2 separate regions of the Homo sapiens genome follow, and region 2 is linked to region 1. The links are chromatin loops, found by intact Hi-C in ENCODE. Cell type or tissue: dorsolateral prefrontal cortex. All regions are shown on one strand. Links, peaks and the distances in the headings refer to the core of each region. The heading gives the core; the rest is flanking DNA.

Evidence for each region. Hi-C counts contacts between places; a loop is a spot of excess contacts. Peaks named below come from ENCODE experiments on the same cell type or tissue, not always from the same donor. Only the 100,000 strongest peaks of a DNase experiment are listed, where the experiment ranks them.
Region 2: a loop joins it to region 1, with 4 times the contacts of the local background. A loop is called at or near these places in 2 of 110 quality-filtered maps.

Annotation. Positions count from the first base shown.
Region 1 is chr2:96,017,494-96,024,963 of GRCh38, forward strand. It overlaps GPAT2 (glycerol-3-phosphate acyltransferase 2, mitochondrial), which reads right to left. Exons shown (of 22, transcript NM_001321527.2): 14 at 7,280-7,350; 15 at 6,934-7,192; 16 at 6,696-6,844; 17 at 6,430-6,507; 18 at 5,816-5,947; 19 at 5,613-5,733; 20 at 5,465-5,530; 21 at 5,175-5,230; 22 at 4,453-4,782. The coding sequence ends at 4,666. LOC124900512 (fumarylacetoacetate hydrolase domain-containing protein 2B-like) reads left to right here. Exons shown (of 4, transcript XM_047446740.1): 3 at 1,708-1,781; 4 at 1,988-2,150. The coding sequence ends at 2,006. It also overlaps the pseudogene FAHD2CP. Among named protein-coding and RNA genes, the nearest start is that of GPAT2, 14 kb to the right of the region's middle. In dorsolateral prefrontal cortex, for the core only: a CTCF peak has its summit at 5,387 (motif pointing right); DNase peaks (open chromatin) are centred at 5,408 and 7,228; H3K27ac peaks cover 3,178 bases.
Region 2 is chr2:96,068,296-96,076,123 of GRCh38, forward strand. No RefSeq gene overlaps it. Among named protein-coding and RNA genes, the nearest start is that of GPAT2, 37 kb to the left of the region's middle. In dorsolateral prefrontal cortex, for the core only: a CTCF peak has its summit at 3,909; DNase peaks (open chromatin) are centred at 3,776 and 4,046; H3K27ac peaks cover 1,804 bases.

The DNA of each region.
Region 1 (7,470 bases), core at 2,471-7,470:
TCCCAGAATTTGACCACTTGGTTTAGCTGACGTTCACTAAGTCCCTCCATTGTGAAGATGCATTTCCATTTTTGTAATTAACAAGCAATCTATGTGGTAGTTTGAGATCACATAACCATCTTATTGCCCCGTAGATTCTCATCCAAGGATCCTGTAGTCATCCTTACTGAATCCATTATTGCATTGGGGGATGAAGAACAATGACTTTTCTTTTCTTTTGTGATGGAGTCTCTGTCACCCAGGCTGGAATGTAGTGGCACCATCTTAGCTCACTGCAACCACTGCCTCCCAGGTTCAAGCAATTTTCCTGCTTCAGCCTCCCTAGTAGCTGGAATTACAGGGATGCACCACCACACCCGGCTAATTTTTTGTATTTCTAGTAGAGACGGGGTTTCACCATGTTGGCCAGGCTGGTCTTGAACTCCTCACCTCAGGTGATCCACCTGCCTCAGCCTCCCAAAGTGCTGGGGTTATGGGCATAAGCCACCGCACCCGGCCAAGAACAATGATTTTTCTAAATCATGCAGTTTTTATTAACTGGCATTCTTCTATGAAAAAAGCCTGGCCAGGCACGTTGGCTCACGCCTGAAATCCCAGCACTTTGGGAGGCCGAGGCGGGTGGATCACGAGGTCAGGAGATCGAGACCATCCTGGCTAACACGGTGAAACCCCGTCTCTACTAAAAATACAAAAAATTAGCCAGGCGTGGTGGCAGGTGCCTGTAGTCCCAGCTACTCCGGAGGCTGAGGTGAGAGAATGGCGTGAACCTGGGAGGCGGAGCTTGCAGTGAGCCGAGATCGCGCCACTGCACACCAGCCTGGGCAACAGAGTGAGACTCCATCTCAAAAAAAAAGAAAAAAAGCTGCCTCGCTCTTTATTCCTGTGTCTTCAATATCACTGTGAATTCCTTTTTGTTTTTATTCAATTGGTTGTAATCCATCATTTACATTCTTCAGGTGACCTCAATTTGGCCAATGAGGGACCTTCAAGTTTGTTCCATCCCCAAGCTTTTAGCATATATTTGCTTTCTGGCCAAGACGTTCCAGGCTCATCATGTACTGTCTGTCTTGGACCAAGGAACCCGGTGCTCCTTACTGGGGAGTGGTATTAGAGACCAACATCTGGATGTCAGGTGTACTTATACCAACTCTGGTTATTATTAGAAAGAGCCACCAATTTTAAAGGCCAAATTATATCTATTTTATAGTGTATTTTATGGATTATGGGAGAGGCTGAGCATTTTTTCATGTTTTGTGGCCATGTCCGTTACCTTTTTGTGAATTGCTTACTCAAGTCCTTTGTGGGATCTTTCTCTTACTAAAGTGAGTTAATAGATTAAAACACTTAAAATAGTGCCTGACACACAGTAAGGTTACATATTGCTAGGGGATATTACTTCGTATTTATCCTTTGTTAAAAGTATCCAGAGTGACTTTTAAACTCAGTGCCCTGGACACGTGTTGCTCTTCTGCAGTCAATGGTGTGGGGACCTGTGCCTGCATCCCATGATGCTGTCTGCCACTGCCCAAAATGTATGGGTCTACAAGTCACACCTCCCTTGTCGTTCACTGGGCTCTGGTTCGTGGTGATGGCAAACATGGGATGGCAGCCAAGCCATACTGACAGAGATCCACAGCGTACAGCCTCTGAGCATAGTTAATGGGCCCCAAAGCCACTGCGGCTCACTATTCCTCTCCCACCCTACAGGAGGTAGATTGGGAAGTGGAGCTGGCCGTGGTCATTGGAAAGAAAGGCAAGCACATCAAGGTGAAGTGGAAAAGGTGGGCTCCCAGGCCAGAGTGCAGCAGAGTCCCCAGCTCCTGCCTCTCCTAGTTCTGACCTCGCTCACCAACACATGGTGCCAGCTGTCCCTGACACTAGGAAGCAGTCAGCCTCCTTGCTCCCTGACACTGCCTTTCCCTTCACCCACCTTTGGCTGGCTCTGGCTACTAACATGGGATAACAGCTTTGAGATCCCTTGCCACAGGTGTTGGTGTCACCCATGATCTATCCTCCTGTATGGCCAAATCCCCTGCCCCCATAGGCCACAGATGCCATGGCCCACGTGGCCGGCTTCACTGTGGCTCATGACGTGAGTGCTCGTGACTGGCTAACAAGATGCAATGGGAAACAGTGGCTGCTGGGAAAAACCTTCGACACCTTCTGCCCTCTGGGCCCTGCCTTGGTGACCAAGGACAGTGTAGCAGGTAGGTTCCTGATCCCTGCCCCCTTGTACCTACCATTGCACAGATGAACAGCCCTCCAGGGAGGAGCACGGGTTCAGGTACATGTGGCACCTGCCCTCCCTGGCTGCCCTTTCACTGCTGACTCCATACAGGGAAAGTCTTTTATCCTCAGCCACGAGTTCTCCCATGGGCTTCCTTCCCAAGCCCCCTAGAGGGAACACAACTGCAGAGGATGTGAAACTGCATGCGTGAAGTAAATTACAAAGAACACTGAGCTGATGGGTGGATCGGGCTTCCTGCGGCTGCCACCATCTGAAATAATCTAAGTTGAGCATCATGGAGCATAGCTATCGCAAGGCCCAGGCATTTTCCACACTACAGATGAAAGCCAGTGTGACTCACCCAGCCACTGTGGAAACAACAGCATTGACCACACACAGTGAGGGGACAGCGCCAGGTTGGAGGCAGTGTGCCAGAGGGCAGAGCGCAGCCTCTTAACACACAGCCACCCACAACTGTGGTGGAGGTGGGGGGTGTCCACATGGGCCAGCCATGCCAGGATACCAAAGACCCCAGTGCCTCACAGCACCCACACAGAGTCCTCGGCAAAGTTAAATTGTGTTTCAGGTGCTCTACTTAAGGGTGGTAGAACACTAAGACCAACACCAACAGTTAAAAGTGCTGGTTAGCCAGGATGTTCTTACAGTAATCCATCCCCTGCCAGCATCCGGTACACGAGGCTTCTCTGTCCTGGCTAGAACCATTGCCTCACTGCTTTATAGATGCTGTCTTTTTTTTTTTTTTTTTTTTTTTTTTTTAAGTATGGTCTTACTGTGTCACCCAGGCTGGAGTGCAGTGGCCCAATCCCAGCTCACTGAAGCCTCAACCTCCTGGGTTCAAGCAGTTCTCCCGCCTCAGCCTCCTGAGTAGCTGGGACTACAGTCACGCACCACCATGCCTAATGTTTTTATTATTTTGCATAGAGACAAGCACTCACTACGTTACCCAGGCTGGTTTTGAACTCCTGAGCTTAATCAGTTCTCACCTGCTTTGCCCTCCCAAAGTGCTATGATTACAGGTGTGAGCCACCACGCTTGGCCCTGCCCAGGAGTCATTTTTGTATCTACAGGTATCTTCCTATGCTGTAGACAGATGCCCTTTTTCAAGGCAAAAACCCTAGCCATTTTTCTCTTCTCCTTCAGAGTCTGCAACATCCTCTCAACTCATCCAAGTGACTACTGCCTGGTGCTCTTGGGGATGCAGGGAGGCCTGAGAAGGCCAATGTCTATACAGAAAGTTCTAACATAGTGCACTGAGTCAATGTGGGCACTTTAAAGCCCTTTCACCTGCCAAGTCACGAAGCACCCCTATAGTTGTGTTTGTAAAATACTGGGGGGTTTGAAGGGGAAAAGGGATAACTCCAAGGTACCATCTTTGCATTTCAGATCCACACAACTTAAAGATCTGCTGTCGAGTGAATGGGGAAGTGGTCCAGAGCAGCAACACCAACCAGATGGTATTCAAGACAGAGGACCTGATAGCCTGGGTGTCCCAGTGAGTGACAGGGGCTATCCTGCCAGCCCCGCTCCACCTGCCACACATGTGGAGGCTGACCTGAGCCCTCCACCTTTGGCTGTGGCCACCTCAGCCAGCCCCTGGTCTCACCGGGTCCTTTTGCTTTGCTCCAGGTTTGTTACCTTTTACCCAGGGGATGTCATCCTGACTGGGACCCCCCCACCTCCACCCAGGTGTCGGTGTATTCAGGAAACCTCCTGTCTTTCTCAAGGTAGGTTAGTGAAAAGCAAAGAGAGCAAGGGCCCCAAAGGGCTGGCAGGCTTGGCTCAGACTTGAGAAGTACAGGCTTGTGTACGTGTGTCTGACGGAAGGGCTGACACTCTCATGGCCTGCTCTGTTGCAGAAGGGGGATGAAGTCCAGTGTGAGATTGAAGAACTAGGTGTCATCATCAACAAGGTGGTGTGATGGCTCCTGCACAGGCCCTGCACATAGGATGAGGGCATCTGCTCCCACTCAGCCTAGCCCAGGGAAAGGCCCAGTGACAGGTGTGGACAGGTGCCAGCCCTGCAAGCCGCCTCTTCTCGGTAGAAGGGAGAAGGACAGAGCTCTCTTCAATAAATTCGTCGGGTCAAAGCAGCAGCTTGGCTTCTGCTGTTTGTCTTCGTTTGGGCTTTGTTTCATGGGACAAGTTAGGGCATTTTGTGGGACTGGGGAAGAAGAGAGCAAATACACACACATACACCAAAAAGATGCTGCTGGGCTGGGGAAAAGACAACTCGTCTCGTCCCCTTGTTTATCACATCAAAGAAGGGAAAAAGCAAGAGATGGCAAGGGACAATCAAGCCTCAATGATTATATTTATAGAGCAGCTAAGGGTTTGCAGCCTCCTCTCCATCTTCTGGCTCTAGGACACAGCTGTGTTCTGGGGCTGAGAAGTCTCAGCACAGGCTCCTCCTCACAGTTCTAGCTACAAATGAACTGCCGGATGAACTGTTCTAGTTTTTCCTGATTGTCCAGGCTGGCAAAAGTAGGGGACAGGTGGAGCCTGGGGCCTGCAGGGCTCGGCGTCTGCTGCAGAACCTGGGCCATGGAAGATAAGCCGTGAGTGCGCTCACCACAGGGACTGTGTACACATGGCCCAGGGGCCAGGCCTGTCCCCCAGAAACCTGCCTTGAGACCTCTGGCCCCTTAGACCTCAATGTTTGCGTGCAAATGCTGCCGCAAAGCAGTCCCAATACCCCACCTAGAAAGATGAGCCAGTGATTTGGGAGACCAAGAGGCAGGAAACCATCCCACCTTCTCCAACCCATCACCAAATCTGTTGCTGGAAGACACCAAGTAAATCCCAGGGTCTTAATGAGGCACCATCAGGCCAGCCCTGTGGAGTGATGGGGACATAGCTGGGTTTCCCTGAGCTACTCTATTGGGGTGGGAGCAGGGGGACAGAAGATGGTGACAGTGGCTCCTCTCACCCCTAGGTCTCTGAAGGTCCAGACAGCACTGATGGCGAGCTTTGGGTCCGCACACTCTGGAAAGAAGAGAGAAGTGAAGGCTCTAGGTAGGGAGAACAGAGAGCCACTGGGCACAGGCTTCTCTCCTCTTGTTTAAAGAAGCCCAGGGAGGGATAGAGCTCTGACTGGACAGAAGACTGTACTCTGCAGCCTGCCTTCCTAGAGTTGGGTTGTCACTGTCCTGCAGGGGGCAGCAGCCACCAGCAAACACCACTGCCTGCAGGAGCCTGGGCTGACTGGTTGGGACTCACCGAAGATCCCTTCTTCCTGGGCGGTGGCCTGCAGGAACTGGAACAGCTGCTCTGTGTAGCCCAACTCTGCAGAAGAGAGAAGACCTAGACCTGGCACCCAGCACAGACACAGCCTGCCTCGAGGACTGCAAGGGAACAAGGGCCTCACCAGTATCGGGCAGCTGGCCCTGGCGGAGGAAGGCGGCAGCCTGTGCAAAGGCCTTGAGCAGCGGGCTGAGCAGGCGGCAGAGGAAAAGAAAGAAATCTGGGCAGTGTGACTGCTGGCTGAGCTGGAGGGGACAGGCCGGGGTGAGTGCAGCTCCCCACCGCCTCCCTACCACCTCCCTCCAGGGGCAGCTTTTTGAAACACACCCTGAAGTACCGGCCGTCAGCCTCTCCGAAGTCATCACTGTCACTATCAGTAAAGTCCCCACTCGGTTTCCACAGCAGCTTTCTGCTCAATCGCTGTCGCCCTGTGTCACAGGCTGGCCGGGAGCCTGGGGTCTAGGGGCCGTGGAGCCATTGTTCTCTGACAAGCTGGCCAGGGATCAACCCTACACCCCCAGACCAGGTACATGCAGGTGAAACCAGTAAAAGCAGACCTAGAGACCCAAGAGGATGGCCAGAGCCATGCCCCAGCACCTGCTGGGCCAACTTGCAGAGTGAGAGGAAGTGAATTCCCACCCTCAAGGGCAGTAGCCCTGTGGCCAAGAAATGTGGGGAGCAGGAGGTGTGCAGAGAACCTCAGAGGCACACATGTCCAGTGCTATCCAGAGAGACACACAGAACCGGGGCATAGGTGGCTATATCCCAAGGCACAGGGAGCAGAGGTGCGAGCTAGGCTTCCCCGCTGCAAGGCCAGGGGCTGCCCACCCCCACAGCACACACGGGGCAGAGGAGGAGCCTGGGGCAGCTGGCACTCAGGGTGGGAGGCTGGAGGAGGCCAGGCTCCAGGCAAGGATCTTGTCTCCAACTGCCCTGCCTACCTCCTCAGCAACCAGGAGCCCGCATTGGATGAGCCGGTCCAGCACCTCCTGACAGTAGCAGTAGGAAGACTGGCAGGGCTGGGAGAAAAAGGCACCCATGTGGCCTCAGGAGAGCCAGGCACATGGGCAGGGGCCTAGCCAAAGACCGGGCAAGGCCACACCTACTACCCAGGAGGTTTCAGAGGTAGAGCATGGGCAGGGATGGGCCATTCCTACCACCAAGAGGGGAAGGCCTAGGACCAAGTGGGCCGTAGGGGAGGCCTGACCTTTAGCAGCAGCAGGTCTTGCGGCAGCAGGTGCATCAGCAGCAGGATCTGGCGGTACAGCTCATTCTGGCTCAGCAGCAATATGCCCTGCAGCTCCCAGGGCCCCTGGGGCGGCACTCTGCCTGCCAGCAGCCCCCGCACTGCACAGGCTGGGGGCGGAGGGTCCATTATGAAGAAGGAGCCGTTCCCTTCACCACTGCACACACATCCCACCTACCCCGTGCACCTCAAGACTCACCGCCCACAGCCTCGCTCAGGAAGACGGGCAGCAGCTCAGCACTCAGTTGTGCCAGGTGTGTGAGGCCTGGGCCAGGCTGCGGCACCACCAGCAAGTCACCCTGACGGATGCGCAGCAGGGCCACGTGCGCCCGCAGCAGGCTCAGTGAGTGCTGCAGCAGGCTCCGCAGCTGCCCAGAGAAGCCTACATCAAAGCCACGCAACAGTATCTCCTCCGTCAGCCAGGAGAACTCCCCCAGGAGCTGCGACAGGAACACACCCTGGGTGGGCAGAGCAGGGCTAGGCAGCAGGGCCACACATCGCCACCCCCCCCACCGCCCAGGTCCCCACCACATTGCACCCCCTACCTTCTGATGCTTGAAGAGCAGCAGCGTTGCCATAATGGCCGTGCTCATCACCGCAGAGCTCCCTACACTGGCTGGAGTGGGGCGGGGGGTGGAGATGCTGGTCAGGTTGAGGCCCAGCAGCCTGGTCCCTCCATGATCTAGCAAGTCTTCCTAGCCACACATCCCAACTCCACCCCAGGGATGAGGAACGT
Region 2 (7,828 bases), core at 1,166-6,165, 49 kb after region 1:
GATTGCTGGGGAGCTGGGCCAGGCTCCTGGGCTCCCACCCTGCTCCTCTGAGAGCGGACAGCAGGATTGAGTAAGTGCTGTGCCCTCTGAGCCTTCCTGGAGCCCCATGGAGCTGGGATCCAGGTGCCGAGCTACCCTGGCCACAGCACACAGATGCTGAGAAGTCAGTGAGGCCTTTTAGGAAGGCAAGCTGCAGGCAGGGGCTTGCCTTCCTAAGACCTGAGTTCCCAGGCAGGGTGTGCAGGGGAAAAAAGGCCACAGGCTGCAGCCAGGAGTTGCTTTGTTTTTCTTTATTATTGCAGTTTAGAGATTTTTTTTAATTGTACAAGAACATCTCTTTTTGTTAGAAAAAAAACCCTGAAGTATTACAGGCAGTGTTAATATGTCTCTTAACCACCTAACCCTCCCACAAAACAAATTTCTGTTTCTAGAGGTAACCACTTCAGCTACTACCATTTAATAAAAATAATACATGTCACCCTCCAAAAAAATACACTTCAAGCCATACCTAATGTCTAAGATAAAATGTTTCCCTTTCCCTAATAATCATGAACAATTTCTCGGGTACTCCTCTGGATCTTTTAAAATTCATAATCATATTCAGGCACCAGATAATTGTTGTTTTCTCATAAATAAGAATCGATACTTAATGATAGGAATAATAGGTCCTGCTCTGCATCCTCCCCACCTCCTGGGTTCCTGTGACGCCTCGGCTTCTCCTTGCACACCCAGAGAGACCCAGCCAGGGCCCCGCACTTTCTTCACCCTTTTCCCTGGGGGTGGACGCCCGTGGTCTTTCCTGTTATTTCCCAGGCAGCACAGGAGAAGCGCGCATACCCTCAGTCCTGGGTGCATGTAGGGTGACTGCCCCCGAGGTCGCCACTCAGCGGGTCCTGGGCAGCTTCCGCAGGGACTTGGCCTCTGCTTCCTCCACTGCAGCTGGGGGGTTGGACTGGATCTAGTCCATTCGAACCTCCCCAAGGATGGGCAGGGGGCACACCCCTCCCACTGTGCCTGTCCTAGCAGATGACCCGGACCCGGAATGTGGGAGCACCAGGGGTTTGCTCTGGGCCAAACACCCCTGGACACCCCTGCCCCTCTGCCCCCACCCCCTCTTTACTTCTTCTTTCCCTCCCAATACCACAAGTCCCCACACCATGGCAGAGACAGGAGCCTGTGTGGCCAGCAAGCCCAGCGAAGGGGGCTCAGGTGTCATCTCCACCCCCAGCAGAGGAGGGAGAACACCCCCAGCCAGCTTTGCAGCTCCCCCATTTCTCCCTCTCCCGCTGCTGCTACTGGTTCAAAAGATAAAATAAAAACCCTCTGCATCAACAAATAAAATAAAATCACAATAAAAAATTTATATTCCTGGGATGTAGGTCTTTCCAAACAGGAGCAGCTGCTGCCAGAGCTGAGTCTGTCAGAAGCAGGGCGGGGCTTTTTTTCTTACTAGGAGTTTCTTTTTTGTTCTTTTTTTCCCAAGGAGGCACGTCCAGTTAAAATACATTCCTGGAATGGGAGCTCCATGCGCTTTCCTGGTCATCAAAGCTGCCGTTTGTTAGCATGTTCTTTGCCTGTTATCTTGTTTGTTTGTGAGGATTGCTGGAGTTTCTTTTTTGAGATAGAGTTTTAGGCTGTTGCCCAGGCCAGAGTGCAGTGGCGCGATCTCACCTCACTGCAACCTCCACCTCCAAGGTTCAGGCAATTCTGCTGACTCAGCCTCCCAAGCAGCTGGGATTACAGGCGTCTGCCACCACACCCAGCTAATTTTTTGTTTTTAGTAGAGATGGGGTTGGATTGTTGGAGTTCCTGAGTGACAGGATGTTGCAGCAGAGGTGGTGAGTGGGGGAGAGGGGGGTATCCACGAAGTCAGGGGAGCTGCCTAGCAACTGGAAGCCAAAGGGGTCAACCCACCAGCCCCTCTGGAGACAGCTGTCTGCAGCTCAGACGTCGTTGAATACGGCAGCCACTCATTCGGCTAAATGTGGGGATGCATTAAAGACATTTGCAGACATCCTTTCTTCTATTGCACCTTTTCTCAGGAAACTTTTAGAAGCATTCTGTCAAAACTACAGACTAGAACATGAGTCACCCCCTGCACGATGCCCAGTCCTGTCACTGGGCAGTTTCCTGAAAGCTGCGATCATCCCCCATCTGAGTTCCAGATGCAGTGCCAAGGCTGGGCTGGGGGCATAGGGAGGAGCTGGCCCAGTGAACGGAGCACAAACCAAGACAGCCCAGTGAGGGTTCCCCAGCGAGAGACAGAGCAAAGGGGTGCATTCAACATTCGGGTTCCCAAGACCCCTCCACACAGGCTGTACCCAGTGTTGGCATGTGGTAAGGGGCCTGTTGTGCAGGTTGGCCACTGCTCAACTGAAAAAAAGTGGCAGCTGCCAGAGGCTGGCCTTGAACCAGGGAAGCTACCCACTCTTTAGCCAGCACTCTGCACTCTATTATGTTGCCATTACGGAATGAAAGTGGAGCCCGGATATTGCCCCAGACCTCGACCCTGAGAGTTCAGTGCTACTGGCTGCCCAGAGCCCCTCTCTGTCTGTCTCTCCTTGGCCTGTAGGAGAGTGTGGCCACAGGTAGTATCCAAAGCCTTTCCTTAGGGCCTTCTCCTGACCTATCCTGCTTCCCGGGCTCAGGGGACATCTCCCGGAGTTCCAACCACACGACTGAAGATCCAGCGAGCCTCATGGAAGGGGTTGTGTGTTGTCTTTCTCACGTCCCTTTCTTCTCTCTGTCCCTCTGCCCCTGCCCTTGCCTGGGAGAGCTCCAGAGTCACCCTCCTCCATCACAGAGCAATTTGAGCTCCAGGCCAACAACCCTAAGATGGGCAAACCCAGCCCATCTTTGGCTCAGCCAAATCCTCCAGTTCCCAGCCACCCACCCACTTGCAAACACACTTATGTCTTCACCCCACAGGTGACCTGTGCCATACTCCTAGGGGTGTTCAAACTCCTGCCCCGTGCCACTCTATGCAGAGGGGCCGGCTTCCATCCATGGGACTAAAACGGATGAATCCTTATGCTTTCGAGGCACAGATCAACCAGGAGAGACACAGCTGGGACAGGAATAAAGGGGCGTATGGCGCTCTGGCCTTCCTGAATCATGAGCCTGGAGCTCCACCTGGCAGTGGCATGGGCTTACATGGACTTCTAGGGGAATGAGGGAGCAATTCAAACTCCTCTCCTGAGCAAGAGGAAACAGGGCTCAGGAGGAAGATCCTGAGTGTCTGTCCAAGTCCCTCAGCCAGGCCTGAATCACTGCTTTCTCCCCATGGACAAGTGAGCTGTGGAAACAGACCCAACCACGCCAGGGTGCGAGGGCACCGGGATCTGGCAATGGCTGTTCCTCAGGTCACACCCCTTTCTGGGTCCCAGGGTGACATCCATCCAGGGATGAGGCGAAATGGACTCTATGGGGAATGTAGAGCCAGTCACCACTCCCTGGCCACCCTAGCCTGGCTGTCTGGAGGGCTATTTGAAGAATTCTGATACGGCCTTGGCTCAGTAGGAACAAACACAGCATGACGGGCACAGACGTGGTCAGATGTGGCCAAGGATTTGTCAGACCAGCCTAGATGCCTGTGAGATCCCGGCCTGGCATATGTTCATTGCTTCTCTGATCAGACAGCAAGTGCCACAAATGTGGCCACACACCATCCGAGGCCGCTCTGAGAGACCAGACTAGCTCTGGCGGCTCCAGAGGTCTGCTCTTGGGTCTTTTTTCCTGTGAGCCCCATTCCCGGAGGAGCAGCTGCAGCTCAGGGGAGGGGGTGATGCTCCCTCAGGGAACAGCGCCATGACTCTACGACAGTCAGTACTGGCAGCTGTCAGAGCTGTCATTCCCTGAGTGCAACTCTTAATGAACGCCCATTAAGCCTCCTCTTATGACTGCATAATTGTTGCCACAAGGAGGCTTTGTTCTCTTTATTTTGGAAATGAAACAGTTTTATATCCCTAAAGCAAGAGAGATGCACACCAGCTTGGGGCTCGCACTGGAGAACACAGAACAGCAGGGCAGGGGCTCCACTGGGTTGGGGCTCTGGTGTCCCCAGGCTACTGCAGACACAGCCCTGAGCCCAGGGAGCAGCAGCTGTTGTTTCTGCAGCAGAGCGGAGCAGCCGGGTCAGCTCCAGCCCTCCTGTGAGCTGTGGGAAGTTGCCACAGGCCCACCAGCCCTCCTCACTTCTCCTGTAGCTCCCAGGAACTGTCATCATGAACCATCTGCACCCTCACCATCCCTTAGGGGCTGGGCAGTGCTGGGGCTATTATTCTCCTTGACCTTGAGAAAACAGAGGACGCCGGGTGGCCTGGCCAGGGTCCCTCGGATGTAAGAGGAGGATTAACAGGAAGAAGTTGAGCATGTCCTATGTCCCAGGCATATGTGGTCTAAGTCTTCACATACACGACCTCACCTGCTCACTACCACAGGCTGCAGAGGAGGAGCTGAGCTCCCATGTTAAGGTGAGGCTCGGAGGCATTAGGTGAAGTGTCCAGTTCCCCAGCTCTTATGTGACCAGCTGGGCGTTCAGCGGAGATATTTCTACCTCTCTAGCTTCCCATCCTCAAGAATGTGGCTGGGCCAGACCTGGACTCTGAGGACATTCAGGGACACTGTGCCTCACCAGCCCTCTGAAGCGCTCAGAACGCGTGTCCTGACCCAGCTGCATGCCAGGAACCGTGCATTGGGAAGTGGGTGGACAGGAGAGACAAGACATGCTCCTTCCCCCAGAGGAGGCTGCAGGCAGCAAGCGAAACCCTTAGGTAAGATCGGAACAGCCGTCCACCACTGGGAGCATGAGCTGCATCCTGCCTTGGGGGGCCGCTTTGGTGGGAGTGTGCTGGGCAGAGAAGAAGGGAAGGACATCCAGGCAGAGGGGGCTCCTGGGCAAAGGCTCGAAGGTGCAGAGGTGAGAGGCATTTGGGAGCTGGTGAAGGCATTGGGGGTGGCCTCCTATTGGGGAGGAATGAAAGGGAAGGGCTCCTCTGGCAGGGGCCCCGTACTTTCCCGTGGGGACTTGAGTGGGGCTGGCTCTGCACCCCCACCCCTGCCCAGGGAGGGCTCCACTGTCCTGGGCTGACCAGAGAAGCAGTGGGTTCTGTCAGGAAGGGGAGGCTTCTTTAGCCCCGTTCATGAGGCAGCTGGGGGAGGAGGAGGAATGCAGTGGCATCCCACAGAGTGGCCCCGGGCCACTGACCTGCCCTCTCTGCCCCATTTCCTCACCTGTGACACAGAGACCCACACACCCAAGCCTCTAATCTGCTTCTAAGAACATTGTGAGAGCCAGTGATGATCAGAGGACTGCTTATTGTAAAGCAAAAGCTCCAGAAGGCTGTAAGTGAACAGGCCTGGGACATGAGAGCTAAAGGGCCCTGGGCTATCTGAGTGTCCAGCCTTCATTTAACAGCAGAAGAAACAGACCCAAGGAAGTCAGAGAATGTGGCCAAGATGAGCCGATGAGTTCGGGCAAAGACAGAACCCTGCCTTCTCTCCTGCACCATGCTAGCTCCAGACTGGCAACCCTTTCTCACCTCTGCCTGCTTCATCCCAAAACATTTCTCCTCAGCCTGGGTGCTGAATGGGATCACACCATTAGAATGGTTTCTTGGACATGGTTACTACGCATGCCTTTCTTGGGGAGACTTTAACAGGGAATCAGTCACTCACACTTTAGTATGAATTAGTTTTATCAGCAGTTATTTAGCATTAGTAGCATGAGGATTTTAAAGAAAAGAGCAGAGAGAGGAATACCTGTGGACCTAGGAAGGACAAGCTTGAATGGGCCCAAGACAGCTGCTACAGTATAAAGAGGAGATCTGGTTTCCAGTCCAGTTTCTAGAATGTATTCACTCTGAGCCCCAGAGCCCATCTCTATAAAATGGCAGCCATCAAGTACTTGAATCAGAAGTCCCTTCCAGGATGACATTCTGGTTTTCTCCACCGTAGGAGAGGGTCCCCAGAAGCGGACCAGGCTCAGGACAGGAAGGCCAGGCCTCTGGGCTCTTCATCTCATGGGCCAAGCCCTGTCACAGATCTCCACAAAGCCAAGGCTCCAGCAGGAGTCAGTCACAGAGGAAAACGCTGCCTCCTCGGCAATGCAGGAGGTGGGCTGAGCCCCAGCCAACCCCATCTTCAGCTCTCAGCAGCCTCTGCCAAGCAGGAGGCCCTGACTCTCCCGTGACAAACATAAATATTTGTTCCATCTGTGAGTCCTGACTTGGCTACAGAGCTCTGTCGTGTCCATTCTCTTTCTTTGGTAACAGTACTTTACTAAAGTGCAGGCTAATTAACATATAGTGAAGTACACAAATCCTAAGCTATAGCTTGATACATTTCTACAAATGCATACACCTGTAACCATCACTTGCATCCAGATAATCAAAGGAACTTGCAACGGTGTAATTGTATTGATCTCTCTCTGCCTGTTGCACTAGTGTTATTATATATTTTACTTCCACATGCTTATTATTTTGCTTTAAATGGCCAAAAGTGTTTTTTAAAGTAAAAAACAAAAGATAATCTCTTATATTTTCCACATATTTACAATTCCTGGTCCTTTCTATTTCTTTTGGGTAGTCTGGGCTTCCATCTGAGATTCTCTCCCTTTGGCCTCAGAAATTCCTTTAGTACTATTTATAGTGTTGCAATGAATTCCTTAAGCTTTCGTTTGTCTAAAAATGCCTTAATTTGGCCTTTATTTTTGAATGACATTTTTATTGGATATAGACTTCTAAGCTCACAGAATTTTTCCTTGAGACCCTTTAAAGTGGTTCTTCAATTGTCTTCTAGCTGCCTTTGTTTCTAGTGAGAAATCAGCTACAATTCTTATTGTGTTTCCCCTAAATGTAACCTGATTGTATTTTCTGGATGATTTTAAGATCTTTTTGCCTTTGTTTTCTAGCTTGATGATGATATCTCTAGGTATAGCCTTTCTTGTATTTATGTAGTTTAGGGTTATTTTTATTCTTGAATCTGTGGGTTGACGTCTTTCATGAGTTTTATGAAGATGTGTTCAGTCATTCTCTCTTCAAATATTTAGTCAAGCTCCATTCTCATTCTCCTCTCCTTCTGGGACTCCAGTTATACATACAACATGCCATTTAATATATTGTTTGATAGCTTTTGATGCTCTATTACAAGGGTTGCCAAACTTTTCTAAAGGGCAAGACTTAATATAGGCTTTGCAGGCCATATGGTCTCTGTCACAACTACTCAGCTTTTCTGTAAACAATGTCTGGTATGTCTGGGATCCATAAAACTTTATTTACAATAGCAGGCAGCAGGTCAAATTTGGTCCATGGGCCCACAGTTTGCTGACCCTTCCTCTGCTCTGTTGTTGTTAGTTTCTTTCCGTGCTTCCACTTGGAGAACTTAGTTTGACCTGCCTTTGAGTTATTGATCCTTTCTTCTGCTTGTATCCAATCTGTTGTCAACCCTATGAAGTGAATACTTCATTTTAGATTCTGTATTTTTCAGATCTAGAGTTTACATTTGCTTGTTGTTAATAGACATTATTGTTTATTTCTTTGTTAATAGATTTTATTTTTCAGAGCTGTTTTAGGTTCACAGCAAAATTGAGCAGAAAGTACAGAGAGTTTCCTTATACCCTATGTCCCACACATACACAACCTCCCCTACTATCAACATTGCCCACCTGAGTGGTACTTTTCTTACAATTAAGTCCCATTCACATCATTATCAACCAAAGTCAATATTTAACATTAAGATTCACTCTTGGTGGCGTGCTTTCTATGGGTTTTGACAGAGGTATAATGACATGTAGCCACCATTATAGTATCACACAGAGTAATTTCACTGC